Regions from separate parts of the Mus musculus genome. Here region 2 is linked to region 1. The links are chromatin loops, found by intact Hi-C in ENCODE. Cell type or tissue: heart. All regions are shown on one strand.

Region 1 (2,500 bases):
TCCCAAGTGCTGGGATTAAAGGCATGCGCCACCATTCCCGGCGCATAGACATTTCTAATAGACACTTAGCAGAAGGACACTACAAACCCAAATGAACATGGGCTGCTCAAAAGTCATGATTAAATTAAGCATCTGAGCAACTGCACAACAGCCTTACAGGGGATTTTTAACCTTTTGAAGTTACATTCTGAGATTTGCAAATATTCACATATGTTGAAAACCTGGAAGTATTTGGAGTTCCCTTTTAGATTCCTAGTTTTGTTAATAAAAGAATGCCAAAGCTTTTTTTAAAGGGCAATACTATTAATTTGGAATTAAAAACAAACAAAACAAAACAAAAAAAAAAGGTAGCCAAGGGGATGGAGAAGAGGAGGAAAAAGACAAAAGTTACATCTTTAGGCATAAAGGGTCCAATAACACTGCCTTGTTCAGAAATGAAGGTCTACCAGTACTTCCGGGAGGGGGCAGGTATTCAGAAATGAGAAAGCCCATTATCAGCAGAAAGCTTGCTTAGGCTTTTGGCCATCCACTAAAGAAAAACAGAGGCAGGTGTTAGGCTTTTCTGAATTAGAACCCAGAAAACCAAGCAAGCTTACTACTGCCACAGGGCAGAAGGAAGCTCCTTCAAGGAGTGCCATCTTGGGATGTGTAAGTGCTGCGTCGTATTAATGGAATAATTATCCCTCCCACCTCTTTAACACATCTCCAAGTGAATCCTTTTTCCTGGATAGTGAACTCCTGGCCAGCTTAATGGAGACAGTATGTAATGTAGTATGTAATGTTATCGGGATGCCAAGTCTCTACTTGGAGCAGGGATATTACAGGAATTGACCAGAAAGCCTAAGGAGAGGCAGTAGTTAGGTTTTTCTTTCTAGTGTTACCAGGGAAACCAGAGGTGGAATGCAAAGTTAACCAAGCATGAGAGCATCCACCCTCAAAGGTTTCTGGGGCCTATCTAGTTACCTAAGGGAATATGGTTAGGTAAAGGAGTAGACCCAGCAGTTCCCACAAGTTGCCTGGTCTTGCCTATGGGCACGGTAGGACCAGGAAAACAGCATGCAAAACACAAAACGCTCCACAGACCCCCCAGGCCTGGGCCATGACTTAAATTCAGTTTAGCTCCGGGCAGGGAGGCAGGTTACCACCCTAGGGCACCTGGCTGGGTCCCACCATAGACCCGGGCCCTGGCTCCCGTCATCCGGCATCAGCCGCATCGGGGATCAGCCCTCCGGGGATACCGAGCCCACGTGGAGGAGCCTCGGCCGCCTCACGCCGCGCACCAGGAAACAAGGGCCGCGGGAGGCGCGGTCGCGCCAGTGTGACCTCAGCCGGGCCCGGCGCGCTCCCGGCGGCGTGGGACGTGCGCGCGCAGGCGGGCGGCGGGGCACGCGGAGCGATCGGCGGCGGGTAAGCCTGACGGGCGGCGGGCGGCCCCGCTGCTGACCTCGCGTCCGGCGGCTCGGGCCGCGGCGTTCTGCGGCCCGAGCCACCTCGGGACCGGGGAAGAACCTGCGGGGCCGTCCGGCGCACTGCCTCGTCACCCGGAGTTAGGCGAACTCCCGGCAGGCCCCACGCCGCGTGTCTGGCCGTTCACCCATGTTTCTCTAAAATTGAAATCTTTCTCTGTATAGGTGTGAAGAAAAAACAAAACAAAACGATGACAATCCAATGGGCGGCGGTTGCCAGCTTTCTTTATGCTGAAATAGGACTCATTTTACTCTTCTGTCTGCCCTTTATTCCTCCACAGAGGTAGGAAACCGTCAGATCCTTAACAGTACCAAATGTTTGATTAGCTTCTTCAGGCTACGGCGTGCGATGCTCTTTGTAAGGTTAGAAAGTTTTGGGAGGGCCGGCGGGGTGGCTCAGTAGGTAAAGGGCCCTTGCAGCCAAGGGAGAGAATTTCAGTTCGATACCCAGAAACCACCTGGTGGAAGGGGAACCGACTCCACAAAGTTGTCTTCTGACCGCCACACTTCCACCCTGGGACGCCCAGAAACACCCATGCACGCACATAAACACATGATGAATACACATGCATACATACAACAAATGGATAATTAAATAAAAGATGGGAGCCAATTATATAAAAGGTAGTCTTTAAAAATGAAACTCAAATTTGCAATCTGGTAACTATTAAAATTCTACTTTATATAAAGCTTGATTCTGTGTACAAATAGATTTTCACCTCCTTTTTAAAAGAACCTAGGTTTTTTTGGGGGGTGGGTGTCTTGATTACAGGTATAATAAAGCCATGGTTATGCCTTGGACATCTTTCCTGTCTATATATCTATATTCTCTCTCTCCTCTCTCCTTCCTCCCCCTTCATCCTCTTCCCCCACCCCCCACCGCCTCTTCATTTCTCTCCTTCCTCTTCCCCCTCTTCCTCTCTCCCTCCCCTTCCCCTAAACTGCCCTGCATTTGAGCAGAGAAATAAAAGGATGGGTGCAAAACTGTTTACTTGGGACAATAAAATGGACTGGCTCAGGGTCCACGCAGTCTT
Region 2 (2,500 bases), 130 kb after region 1:
AAGTTCCACTCCTTTCCTGTGTTAAGTTCATCATTCTGTTCTGAGCCAAATCTGTTAGTGCATGGGCACCTCTCCTCCCGGAAGTCATTTCCCCAGCCAGCCCTCAGGAAATCATAAGATTCTAGGCACACTAGCATCGCTCTGTCCTTTCAGCAGCCACGTCCTTCAACACCTTTGCACTTAGCTCTTCCTCTAACCTAACTTCTTGAAGTTTTTAAGCAAAGACTATGGATTTCTTATTTCCCAGGTCGCATCTTCCCAACAAGACATTCTCTGCCCAGAGCATACATATGCATTCGCCATCCTGTGCCATGGCTGCTCTATGCCACAGTGCTCTACTCTAAGCATGGTCTGTGCTTTACCCTACATGACCTGCTCTAAGCACTTCAGAGCATAGAACCTGTCCGAAATTGTTGTGTGAACAGTGTCAGTTTTACCCCACTAGGAAGCAAGTTACAAAATAGATGTGATACTATAATCCCAAAAAAAGGCAGGTGAGGGCAGGAGAAACATGAGTTTGAGGTCAGCTTAGGGGCTACACAAAGAGATCCTTCCTCAAAGGCAAACCAAAAATAAATGAAAGCAAGTTTCTAGAGGCTGCAAAGCTTAATAGTGGGTAGAGGGTGAAAGCTGGGAACACAAGAAGCAGTTGTTTTCTCCCAAGGGGGAGAGGGTCACCATTTCAGCAATTCTGAGATGCTGTGTTGGAAGGAGGATTGTGGAGAGCATGAGAAAACAGCATTTGAGTAAGCTGGCAAGGTTCTGACTGTGACCGCAGCAGCACAGTCAGAGGGTCTGACTCATGAAGTCTCCCCAGTCACTGTCCTGGGTGCCCGCCTGCTAACTCTGTCATCACAACCTGTCCGTGCATCTGGAGCAGTATCGTACCTAGCCAGAGTTCTATCACAGGGCCTGCAACAGTGTCAGACACACAGCAAACAGTCAGTAAATCCCGAGTAAAGGAGTAATCAGGAAAGACAACGGCTATACAAAAACCACTGGTTTTCAAGAGGGGACTTTTCCAAATCATACCTTATCAGCAAAATAAACATCAAACAAAACCCAAAAAACAAAAACCAAGAAGGTTTCTGCAAAACACAAGCCCAAGGATAACTGTATCCACACAGGGGCCTTGAGTCACAAATCAGAACAAAACTTTACTGTCTTATGCTTTACCGTCTTAGTTTGGGGGGAGAGTACAGAAAACTTATATGTAGATACGAACATTAATTAGTACTACTGCAGTTTTGTTTCCTTATAATTTCCAATTTTTTGACTACAGAATCTTGGGATATTTTATTTACCCATGGGCTGGTGCCACCTAGTGGACATTATCTCCTTAAACAGGTTTGAGTCTAGAAATTTTTTATTTACCTGAGAAAGGAAATGATGGGGACTATGGCTAGTTAAAGTCACTGGTCAATTTCACTTCCTAAAGTCCCCTGCAGACCGAGACGATCATCTCTACTTGAAAGACAAAGAGACTTAAGACAAGGAGACGTTTGGGAAGTTTCCAAGATCAGTCAGAGAGACACTGCAGAGCCAAACTCTCACCACTGTACCCACAGCTCTACAGCAGCAAGTCACCTGTGCAATTAAAGAAGCCAGCATTATGTATCTGTATAAGGGAGGCAAGCAGATGGTGGTGTGCTTTAGTGCCCTGGAGATGAGACTCAAACACCAACAGGTTTCCAAGGAAGCAGTTTGTTTATCTCCACCTACGTGCCTGAATCTAATGCTAATCACCCACTGGAAGTCTTATAATACCATAAAACTGGACGTTGGGGATGGCAAGATGGCTTAGTGGGTAAAGGTTCTTACTTGCCTTTCAGCCCTGGAGACCTGAGTTTGATCCCTAGAAGCCACATTAGAGTGGAAAGAGAACCGACTTACTCTACAAATTGTTCTCTAGCTTCCATACATGACCTGAGGTTCATGCACACATGTAATAATAAATAACTTTTTAAAGCTGGGTGTGAAGATATCAACATTCAGATTTGGGAAAGCCATAAAAGTTCAGTCTTTAACATGAAGATTACACATCAGTACAGCCACCATAAACACACAGCTATGACTGCCTTACCTATACCTTGCTGATGCTGTAGGTGGCTGCTGTGTCATTATATTCTATCCTGACTTCATCAGTATGCATCTCTAACAACTCATGCACCATTACTGCTTAAGAAAAGAATGCAGGCTGGAGTGATGGCTCAGCGGTTAAGAGCACTGGCTGCTCTTCCAGAGGTCCTGAGTTCAATTCCCAGCAACCACGTGGTGGCTCACAACTATCTGTAATGGATCCGATGCCCTCTTCTGGTGTGTCCTTAGACAGCTACAGTGTACTCACATACATAAAGCAAATAAATAAATCTTAAAAAATGAAGAAGAAGAAGAAAAGAAGAAGAAGAAGAAGAAGAAGAAGAAGAAGAAGAAGAAGAAGAAGAAGAAGAAGAAGAAGAAGAAGAAGAAGGCGGCATTTGCCGGGCAGTGGTGGTGCACG

The links. Peaks named below come from ENCODE experiments on the same cell type or tissue, not always from the same donor. Only the 100,000 strongest peaks of a DNase experiment are listed, where the experiment ranks them.
Region 2: it touches region 1 in a loop (2.5-fold over the local background); 13 of 42 quality-filtered maps call a loop at or near these places.

What each region holds. Positions count from the first base shown.
Region 1 is chr12:31,633,512-31,636,011 of GRCm38, reverse strand. Bcap29 (B cell receptor associated protein 29) reads left to right here and starts at 1,354. Exons shown (of 8, transcript NM_001164090.1): 1 at 1,354-1,407; 2 at 1,632-1,749. The coding sequence starts at 1,658. In heart, no CTCF peak of the experiment used is centred here; a DNase peak (open chromatin) is centred at 1,361; H3K4me3 peaks cover 1,649 bases; H3K27ac peaks cover 1,356 bases.
Region 2 is chr12:31,506,993-31,509,492 of GRCm38, reverse strand. All of the region lies in intron 1 of Gm40362 (a long non-coding RNA gene), which reads right to left. Among named protein-coding and RNA genes, the nearest start is that of Gm40362, 8.6 kb to the right of the region's middle. In heart, a CTCF peak has its summit at 1,329 (motif pointing left); no DNase peak of the experiment used is centred here.